Regions from separate parts of the Homo sapiens genome. Here region 2 is linked to region 1. A link is a contact called in ENCODE POLR2A ChIA-PET data. All regions are on one chromosome and are shown on one strand. Each heading gives the region's core, a stretch centred on a gene start or an enhancer-like site at or near the end of the contact. The rest is flanking DNA. Distances are from core to core; before and after follow the strand shown.

The links. ChIA-PET counts read pairs that join two places held with the same protein, here RNA polymerase II (POLR2A).
Region 2: POLR2A ChIA-PET joins it to region 1 with 15 read pairs in PC-9. The contact joins the promoter of DYNLL2-DT here to the promoter of NLK in region 1. POLR2A ChIA-PET finds 5 or more read pairs at or near these places in 2 of 52 experiments (PC-9 and WTC11).

The regions. Positions count from the first base shown.
Region 1 is chr17:28,040,497-28,045,798 of GRCh38, reverse strand. NLK (nemo like kinase) reads right to left here and starts at 3,122. Exons shown (of 11, transcript NM_016231.5): 1 at 2,468-3,122. The coding sequence starts at 2,925. LOC105371709 (a long non-coding RNA gene) reads left to right here and starts at 4,079. Exons shown (of 3, transcript XR_934637.4): 1 at 4,079-4,202; 2 at 4,395-4,573. It overlaps LOC102724517 (a long non-coding RNA gene), which reads right to left and starts at 2,461. Exons shown (of 2, transcript XR_001752820.2): 1 at 1-2,461. RefSeq lists silencers at 3,735-3,964, 3,985-4,214 and an enhancer at 4,382-4,676.
Region 2 is chr17:58,081,175-58,086,476 of GRCh38, reverse strand. DYNLL2-DT (DYNLL2 divergent transcript) reads left to right here and starts at 3,273. Exons shown (of 3, transcript NR_110809.1): 1 at 3,273-3,761; 2 at 3,861-5,302. DYNLL2 (dynein light chain LC8-type 2) reads right to left here and starts at 3,058. Exons shown (of 3, transcript NM_080677.3): 1 at 2,794-3,058. RefSeq lists silencers at 2,269-2,398, 2,439-2,858, 2,899-2,958, 2,969-3,318 and an enhancer at 3,035-3,329.

The DNA.
Region 1 (5,302 bases), core at 1,873-4,372:
TCACTAATATCTTTACCTTGGGTTTCAGAATATTAGTGCAATTCCCGGTAGTTTGGTTTTCAAATCTCTAAACAGTCTTACTTAGGTCATACAACAGTTAAATTTCAAATATAATAAGGAATTCAGACAGCAAGTCATTGACATGTAAATATAAAAATAGAAAAGCATTTGCATACTAAAACATACACCTGGAACTCTTTCCTTTTTCATACCAAATTGTATTTCACCTGTAACAGCTGATGAAAACACTCAATGCAGTTAACTAGAAAAACTTGGTTAAAAAAACAAAGACCCGAATCACGTGATAACACAGGAGGACGGCCATCCACAAGCCAAGCAGAGGGGCCTCAAAAGAAACCAAACCTGTACCTTGATATTGGATTTCTAGCCTCCAGAACTGTGAGAAATAATTTTCTGTTGTTTAAGCCAAAACAAAGAAGGACCTGACTAGATCAATTAACCAAGCAGCAAAGATGCCAAAGCACTGTGCTAGGCGCTGAGGAGAAAAGGATTACTACAGTAGACAATCCTTACCCTCAAGGGGCTTACGAATGTAGTCAGTGACACAAGACAAACCTGAAGTAAGATGGTGCACAGAGGTGTACTTTAAGTACATGAGACAAACTCCATAGGTGGTAGAGCAGTCAATCAATTAAAAACCTCTAGAATGGCTTCAAACCAAATATATGTGGGCTTTCAGATATCAAAGATTCATAGTACCCACTAGCAGAACGTTTGCTGTGTGAGATGTTTCAGCACTCCAGTTCTTTATTGCCCCCTTCCTTAAAAAAATAAATAAATAAAATAAAAACTGCTACAAGTCACATCACTTTTTGATAGAAATGTAAGTGAAAAATGCCTTTTGAATATATTCAAGAATGCTGCAACCCATTTCCCTTTCAGTATCCCTAGTTTTTAGCATTGTATGTAAGGCACTAAAAAAGAAAGTAAGCATCCAGATCTAAGAAGATCCAAACAAGTGCTAAAAGTTATTAGTAAATCAATGACAAAATTTAAACCAAGGAACAACCGTTTTCCTGTCTGTTCCATCCCCCAACCAAAGCTTGGAAATCCTCAAGAGTTAGGCAAGGATAAGTTCACAGTTAAATCTCTGAGATAGTCTGTGGAAGGGAAGAGAGGAAGGCAGGAACAGGCAGGTCCCTGAGCAGAATGACCAAGGCACCATTACCAGCTATACTCTTTTCCACCTTGAATCCCACACACCTTGAAGAAAGGACCACGCTGCAGCAGAAACTTCCTTGGGGACTAGCTGAGAAAACACTGGACTCTACTAGTTTTTTTAAAAAATGGATGAGATCACTTAGCAGCCTAGATTATCAAATCTGAAATATAAATAAGATGGCCAGTTAAAATGCATAAACAATGCACCCATCAATTTTAGCCTCAAAAACAATGACGAAAGGAGATATTTACCGGGCTAGTTCCAAAGAGTTCATTTTCCTGTGGTAATGGGCGCTTTTCTCGGGAGTAACAATTTTTGAATGCACTGAAAATATCAATTCATCTATCCAAAGTGGAATCATTAGTCCTTGGGAGAAAACCCAGTTCATTCTAGTTTTGATAGGAACAAACATATTTTATTATAAACTACTAATCTTTCTAAGGTTAGACCAAATAGACCAAAATGTTATATTTAAGAAGCCCTTAGGCTTTTACAAATATCCTAGCACTAGCAAAGGTAGGGTCATTTGTTAAAAAAGTATTATTTCCTACTACAGCAACTGACCAACAGATAACAGCAACTTAAGAGGCACTAAATGACACTAAAACATTACACTGAATGTGGGCCACTGCATAGCTAGTCTACTAACCTCATTTGTGGTACTCATGTGTGATGCTATATTTAATGCATTCTTATCAAAAGGCTACAGCTACATACTTCTCAACTGTAGCTTTATGGTTTAAAATAAACCACTCAAGCAATGATCTTAACTGGTTCAACTATGAATCCTATCTTTCTTCTGGAGATCAAGATCACAAAATAAGTGAAAAGACAGAAAGGACAGGAAAGTAGTTATGCAAAGTATATCCTAATGACAAGAGTATTATAAAGGAATTCAGTCTGGATCAGGTGCTAACACTTAATGCCACAGGGCCACTGAATCAAACACACGAGATGACCAAGGTCTTCGTAGGAATTAGTATTGCATACATTCATCTACTGATCCTGTGTTCAGTGGCTTGCTTAGGTTCTAATAGAAAAGTTTGGTAGACAGCACACTTATGTGTGTTGCTCATGAGAAGGCGCTCCACCAAAACTTGCCATGAGCCTAGACAGCCAATGCATTAGGCCTCTTTACCACATAAGTGAGGGTGGCTTCCTACAGTTGGGTTGAGAAGCTTGCTGCACCTTGGTCAACATGGAGACAACCATTAGAGATGGACTCATCCAATGACAACCAACAGAAGAAACCATGAGAGGTTGTGTTTTTCTTTGGATACTCACCAGACAACACCAAAGGCTCCATATCCAATAGGTCTATCCGGCTCAATATCCAGCTGCTGCTGTGGATGATGCGAGTGCTGATGATGGTGCGCCTTAACTGTAGCAGCTGCGGCAGCCTGTACCTGAGCTGGGGCTGCTGCAGCTGGTCCAGGAGCCTGCCCCGGTGCCGGTGATGGGAAATATGGCTGTTGTTGCCCAGGGTTTAACATGGCTGCAGCTGCAGCCGCTGCTGCGGCTGCCGCAGCTGCCGAAGAGGTGTGCTGCTGTACAGGGTGTACAGCGGCAGCCGACCCCGGATGAAGATGGTGTTGAGGGTGGTGGTGGTGGTGCAGGTGAGGAGGAGGGAGGTGTGGAAGGTGGTGGTGATGGTGGTGGTGGTGACCTGCTGCTGCTGCAGATGTACCGCCATTGTAAGCCGCCATCATTTTTGCGTTGGCTCTTGCGCCACAAAGAGACATTCAAAATAAATGCCCTTTGATTGGAAAGCAAACTGGGTCAAGCTGTCATTTGGCCATTTAAAAATGAAGAAAAACCACTCACTCCACCTCAAAAAACATAGAGCTTTATGTCTTCATCAGTCAATCCAAACAAGTTAGAGGATCTTGGTGTTTAATTTTGGGGTGAGCGTGTGTGGAAGGGTGTGGGTTGCCAAAAGGAAAAAAAAGGGAAAAAAGAAAAGAAAAAGGAAAAAAGGACCCCTTCCCCCCAGGATTCCTGCCACAAGTGGGTACTAAAACTCCATTCTTAATTTGGGGGAGGTTCCAACTTTGAATGTGGGAATAAAGGCCAAACCTCCCGACCCCCTGAACTCCACACACGAAAAGGATCAGGTAACACACCACCCTTGGAATCTTGAAAGAGGGTTGACTCATCTACCCCTTCCATTCCCACATCCTTTTCTAAACACCTACCACCTCCTCAAAAACAGGATTAAAAAAAATTCCCACCACCCTAAATGGAGAAGATGGGGGGAAATTTTCTGGGAAACCAGCTTCCAGCTTCCCCCCCCCCGAACTCTCAGGCCTTCCTACATCTCCCCCTACTCCTAGTCAGGTTGACCTGATTGGGGAGGGGGGGCGGGGGTTCCAAACTTTCCTGGGCAGAATAAGCCAGGGAAGGAGGCTGGAGTGAGGAGAGGAGGCGACAGCAGGACAGAGAGGAGAAAGAGAGCCGGGGCAAAAGTGAAGGGAAGGAGGTGCAGGGAGGAATGAAAGATGTGGGCAGCGCTCGGACGCCCAGACGGAGGGAACCGCCCCGGGAGAAGGTTAGGGTCCCGGGGCCAAAGAACAGGAGCCCCGGGAGGCGGGCGGGGTACGGTCGGAAGCGGGCTGACTCCTGCCCCCGCCGCCGGCTGCTTCTGCTGAGGAGGGTTGGGGGGGAGAGCGGGTGGGTCCCCCGCGCAACGGCCCCGCAGGGCTCAAGGCTGCTCCGTCTCCCCCCCTCCCCCCCACCCGGCTTCCGTCCCCGCGGCCGCTTTCTCCTCAGCCGCCGCGGCCGCCTTCTCCTCAGCCGCCGCCTCCTCAGCCGCCGGTTCCGCCGCGGCCGGACTCACCTCCCCTAGCAAAGCCGGATAGAGCGGAGCCAGCGTCGGACACGCGCAACCAGCCGCCGAGGCCCCGCCCCCGCCTTGCACGGACCGGCTGCCCTAGCCAATCCACGCCCACCTGTCCGCCACCGCCTCCAATCCTGGGCCAGGAGCTTCAGACAGGCGCACTGTTCGGCCAGTGGCAACAAGGTGTGGGTCTTCCGGGGAAATCCCGCCCCCGATCCGGGATGGGCAGATAGAAAGACCAATCAAAGGCAGAGTTTGGCTTGACCGACAAGGCTTAAAGCCAATTAAAAAGCAAAGATCTTTGTGACATTTTTCTTTCGCCTCTCTCCTCTTTTCTTCTTCTTCTTTTATTATTTATTTTTTTTTTTTTGGCAGGAGCAGGAAGCTGCGTGGTAATCCCGCCTGCAAAAGCTGGAAGAGAGGGGCGGAACGAAAGAACCAATCATGAGCCAGAGACAAAGAACAGAGTAACCAATCCTTGGGTTGAAAATGAAGTGGGATGGAACCTGGGCCAAATAGACACTTGAAAAAACAAATGGAAAAAAAAGGTTGATGTAAGTCCCACCCTTTAGATCTCCTATAGGACAGGATTGTGGAGAATTTGCTGTCATATCGAGACAACCTCTTCAAGGGGCGGGGCTTAGGGAAGGGGTGGGGTCTTAAAGTGGGCGGGACCTAGACGAAGAAGGCGGAGTCCAAATCATCACTGGTCCACTGATCCGAGATGTCCAATATCCCACTTAAGATGTAAAGTGTGGGGTAAAAAATAGGGGAAGAAAAAGGGAATGTTGAGCTTCAGAAACTCAAGGTCCAAGGTCACTCAACAAGAAGACAAAGGAAACTCAAAAGACTGACAGAAACTCAGTAGACTGACAGTTCGTAGTCTACGGCCGGTCCTCTCCATAGTTAATCCTGATCTTGGCAAAAAGAGGAGGAATCTCTGGCATTCAGAACTCCACTGTCGACAAATGATAAAGCTGTTGGTGCAAATTAAAACAAAAAAAGTAAACTTGACCACAAAAATAATAATTTTCCTCTATCTTTCTTTCTTAACAGGGTCACATTCTGTCACCCAGGCTAGACTGCAGTGGCACAGTCCTAGCTCACTGCAACCTCCAACTCCCGGCTCAAGCAATCTTCCCGCCTCAGCTTCCCGAGTAGCTGGGATTACAGATGTGCATCACCATGCCCGGCTGATTCTTTAATTTTTTAGAAACAGGGTCTTAATATGTTGCCCAGGTTGGTCTCAAATTCCTAGGCTCAAGAGATCCTCCCACCTCCCA
Region 2 (5,302 bases), core at 2,024-4,523, about 30 Mb before region 1:
TCTCTATCGCGAGTTGTTGTAAAGATTAACTGAAGTTATATGAGAGCATCTGCACACAAGGACAGTCTACAAGGGACTGTCCATCAGCCAGATCCAGCCTACCACCTGTTTTTGTAAAATAAAGTGTTGCAGGAACATGCTACGATAGCAGAGTTGAGTACTTCCAAGAAACTATTTGGCCTGCAAAGCCAAAAATATTTCCTATCTGGCCCTTCACAGAAAAATGCTGCCAACCCCTGCCCTATACAGGCCCTATTCCAGGCCACCAATGTCCAGTGGGGCAGAGATAATGATAATTATGCCTTCTCTCAAGTACTCCAGGCTGAGATGCCCGTAAGAGGTAGAGAGGGTGGGAAGGCAACCTCAGACTTGGCTGGTCGGTCACACAGGACATGTCTCTCTCTGTCCCATCCTCCCCTCTGCTTCCCCACTCTCCTCAGTACAATGTTCATTCTTTAAAGCCCAATATAATTTTTGAAAGCCCTAGATTTTGGACCCAGCTTCAACACTGATTTCTCATCTCTTTGGTGCGTTGCTTCCTCATGTCAAACTTATTCATTCATTCAAAAAGTACTGACCTATTAGGTGATGTGAAAGGTATTATGTTAGGAGACAATATCTTATTTTCCTCAAAGGAATGCTGAAGCCTTCCTTCCCCTAAAAAAACAGAGGCTTGGGAAAAACCTGGAGATAAAGCATTTTAAAAAGGTGCCTAAGAAAGGTAAAGATTTTAATAGCCTTGTTTCATATCCCTGCTATCAAGGCCATGCCATTCATGCCATAGCAACCACAGGTTCCAGGCAGACCCTGCATGGACCCTTCTTGGGACGAGCGGAATCTCAGGACGTGCCTGACAGGTGGCAACATGTGAGGTACTATGCAGGAACAGAGGGGATGAGCCCTTTGTCCTTGACCACAGTCCCAACACATGGAGCAGTAACTATCTCCCCCATCATCCCACCCCTAAAAGCACCCCTCTGTGGCCCAGCCCAATGGACAAGAGATGCTGTCATTCCAGCTCTATCTGATGGAAGGCTACACAGGAGGCTGCCTGCTCAAGGACATATCCTTGGTATCATTCCAGGCCACCTTGATCTCGGAGTTCACAATAGCCTGTGGGCTAGATGGCTGAAAGGGAAAACAGAACTCACCACCACCATTTCAGCCTGCACCACATGCAGAGAATGCACACATGCCAGCTGCCAGCCAGGCAGCCCTTGACCGCATCCAAGGCCCCTTCATCTAGATAGCACTGCCAAACTAAGCAGGGCTGGTTCCACTTCGGCAGAAACTGGCAGAGCAAAGAGGTAGTAGACCAGCACCCTCTGCCCCCACATTCTGGAGAGGAAAAGTCAGAGCCTCAACTGGAGTCTGTGAGCACCATGTGGTGCTGAGGAAAGATTCGGAGAACCCTGTTCAAGGAATGACTAGTTACGTGACCTTGGGCAAATCAACATCTTCATTTTAAATACTAATGGTTGAAATGAGATAAATGGGGTAAACTCAAATGGGTCTGAGCAAAGGTACAACAGCAGCACAGGGAGAAAGGTTCTTACATTATAAGGCTCTGTATAAGTGAAGAAAAACTAGTGTCACCTGGTGGCCTATTCCAGGTTACCACTCAGAAGGGGGCACTGTTTACAAACCCAGGGGTGGGGGTGGGGCCTGGTTAGACAGCAAAGTGAAAGTATGAAATTGGCACCATTTTGCCTGCAAGCTCACCTGCTCCACTGCCTCATTCCCAAAGTCCAAAGGAGCAACTTTGTTACAGTAATTAAAAGCCACCTTACTCTCCAGGAAAGAGCCTGCGGTTACATAATATTGGTCTTACGACTACAATGGCCCCCCAGGCATCTGAGAGAGGTGAAGCCCAACCCCTACCACCCCTGTCCAAGGTGCCGGTAAGCAAAGCACAGGAAGGTGTCCAGCCTAGCCCCTCCCTCCTTGGGAAAAAGCAAGGGACCTGGGCCTCCAGATAGGAGGAAGATGGCCAGAGGGCCCCAGGCCAGCAGCCTCAGTCACGAGCCAAGGCTCCTGTGAAAAGCACAAAGGGCACCCCAGGACAGCTCCCATCCTCTATTCCTGGTTTTGCAACCAAAAAAAAAGGCTAAATCTCCGAATGACACGGACCACCATCCCCACCCGCCAATACACACACACTTCTACTTCCCTCTTCGGGCTCTCCAAGTGGGCCGTATCCCTCCACTATCCCATCCTCCAGAGCGCTGCGGTCCCGAAGGGCAGCACCTGGGGAACGAGGAAGCATCCTCCTTCCCCCCGACCTCCCGCCCGCGCCGCCGGCCAGGTCCGCAGGCCCCGGCCGGTCGGCCGCCCTCCCCCACCCGGCCTGGAACAGCGCCGGAGTGACTGGGCGTCCTCGCTGCAGGAAGGACGCCCCAGAGGGTGGCGGTGGCGGCAGGAGGAGCCGCGTCACGCCCGAGCCCTCTCCACCCCCTCTTCCCCGGCCCCTGACATCAGGGGCCTCCACGCAGCGCAGAGAGACTCCCGGGGGCGGGGGCAGCGGCAGCTCCGCAGCCCGGGCCTCCAGCAGCGCCACGAGGGTGGCCGGGGCAAAGGGTGGCGCAGCCCGGGCTGCGCCGAGAGGGAGGGGCGGCGGGGGCGCGCTGCGCTGCCCGGACCGTCAACGCCAAGGGCTGCGGGGCCAGCCCTGTTCCAGGCCTTGGGGCCGGCTAAGGAGGCCGCAGGGCCACCGCGGCGAGGGCCGGGTCGTGTAGAGTCGCACGCGACGGACACAGGCCCGCCACCCGGGGGACGCCCCCACCCACCGCTCACCTTCACGGAGGCGAGTCCGCACTGGGCCCTGGGGAGGAGCGATGGCCCGAGGCAGAGCACAGGCAGGGGCGGTGTTCCCTGGGCTCCTCCTGCAGCTGCAGCAGCCGCCGCCGCCGCGGTCTCCGGCTCCCGCAGCCCGAGGCCGATCGCTCCCTGCCGCGGTCCGCCCTTGGAGTTTCGCCGGCCGCCCGCGCTCCGCCTCACGCCGCCCGCCCGCCCGCCCGCTCCGCACTGGCGCCTCACAGCTCCGCTCCGCTCTGCCGCTGAGCGCGGCCGACGCGCGGCCCCCGCTGAAATAGTGCCCCGCCCCCGCCCCCCCGCCGCGCGCGCCGCCGTCCGCGCTCCCCATTGGCTGAGCCCGCCCGGCCCCGCACTGCGGGCTTCTCCCCGCGCCGCTCTCGCCCCACATCTTGTTTCCTCCCACAATGCCTCGGGGCGGAGGGAGGGGGTGGGGAGGAGGAGCTGGAGCGGGTGGGGGAGGGAGCCGTGGCCTTAAGAAAGGAGAGGAATGCGGACCCCTCCCCCCGGGGCTGGAGAGGCCAGGCCTGAAAAGGAATAAAGAGACATGGTCCTGAGAGAGGAGGAGAGGGAAGGGTGTGGAGACCCCCAGTCCCAAGGAGAAAAAAGGGAGAGGGGGATGGAGATTTCAGACCCAGGGAACAGATGGGGCTGAGGTAGAGACCCCAACCTTAGAGAGGGGAGGAGATGAAGTCACCAGCCTCAGAGGAAAAGACAGGACACTCCCTCCTCCCGTATCTGTGAGAAAGAGAGGGACAGCCAGCCCTATGGAGAGGGAGAGGCATAGGAGCCCCAGGACTCCCTCCCCTCACCTTCCGGGAAGGTCCCTTCTTCCTCCTTTGTTCTTTGAGGCTGAAGGACCTAAACTCCCAGCTGGGCCCCCAGCCGGTATTTGTCTACAGGAGCAATGGAGACAGAGCCGAAGCAAAATTGATGGGGATGTGTCTTTGGTACGCAGGCCTCTGCTGTCCTTGCACATTTATGGCCTTGGGGTCCTGGGATGGGGGTGAGAGTGAGCGATTTCTTGTCGTCTGTCCCTGCCTGTCCAGGTAGACAAGGTTGGAGGAGAGTGAATAGAAGCCCCCAGAGGTGGTGCCTGTCAGAGCTGTGAGGAGCCTTCAAAAACCACCCATCCACACCCCTCACTTTATAAAGGAGAGAATCCAAGTACAGAGAGCCCTGCCAGATCCCGCAGGTCAGGCTTGACTTGCTTCTAGCTGAAAAGAGGTGCACCCAGGAAGCAGCCCCTCTGGAGGCTCAAGAGACTACTTCTGGGAGAGTGGGTGTGAACGTGCGCGTTGGGAGCCTGCCTGCCCTCACTCCATCCCACTCCCAGGAAAGATCCTCAGGCCTGCGGTTTTCTTTCTGGTCTGTTTTATACAGAAGTGTCTACCTCAAGGGCTGACGAGCCTTTATTGGGAACCAAGCATTTTGGCCATACAGTAGGGATTAAGAAGCTGCCGGGGATAGCTCCCACTCCCATCTTTTCCCCTTCGCCTCTCCAAACCATGGTCAGGAAGTCAGACTTGCCCTGGCCCTGGCCTGCTCTGGTTTGAAGCATCAAAAGTTAGTGTTCGTTATGTGTCAGGGGAAACCTGGAAAAATCATTCCCTCTGGTTACTGCTTTCCACAGTTCTGTCCTCTAACAACCTCAGTTGGGGGATTTCAGAGACCAGTTAAGGCCTGGGGTATCCCCTCACACTAAGGGTTTTCTGATGTCAGTCTTTGTGTTCATGAATGGGAGGCGTGGCCTCTATGGGAGGAAGGGAGGGAGACGAGGAAGGATGATTTATACACTTAGGGCTTGTGCGGGGCTAATCGCCTGGACTGCCTGGAGAAAGCGAAGCTAGTACCCCCTTTCTCCAACAGTCCTTAGTTTCCAGGCCCTTCCAGGGCCTGAAGGTCAGATCTGCCACGTATGGTTGCACAGGTCATTCACTGCGCAAGAGTATCCAACCGATGGAGCAAGCGGGTGCTAAAATACAGCCGGCACACTGCTTGCTAGCCTGTGTGTCACGGTACAAGCCAGTGTCCAACCAGAAGATGACTTCTTTCAAGTGTTCCCAAGGGTTACTATGAGCTAGCAGTGGCCCTTCAAAGGCCATGCTGCCAGGGCATAAATCCTCCCTCTCCCTGCTCCCCTTCCCTGAAGTATAATAGGGATAAGAGCTTGCTCATTTCCAGGCTGTGGTGTGGTGGACAGAAGGGCACGAAGAACTTCAACTAACAGAAGTCAGAGCCACGGGTTTTCACTTTTAGGAAATGTGAATATCAGTGCTCTTGTGTGTGTGTGTGTGTGTGTCAAGGACTAAACTGTAGAATAACAGGGAGATGTGTTAATAGTATGGTTTATAAATAATAATAAGTAATCCTCATGAATCCCTTGCTCTATGTCAGGCTCTATTCTAAGTGTTTTAAATGCAATGCGTTCCATTTAATCCCAGAAGCTGCCTTTTGAAGTGCATATATGACTATCACCCTGTACAGATGA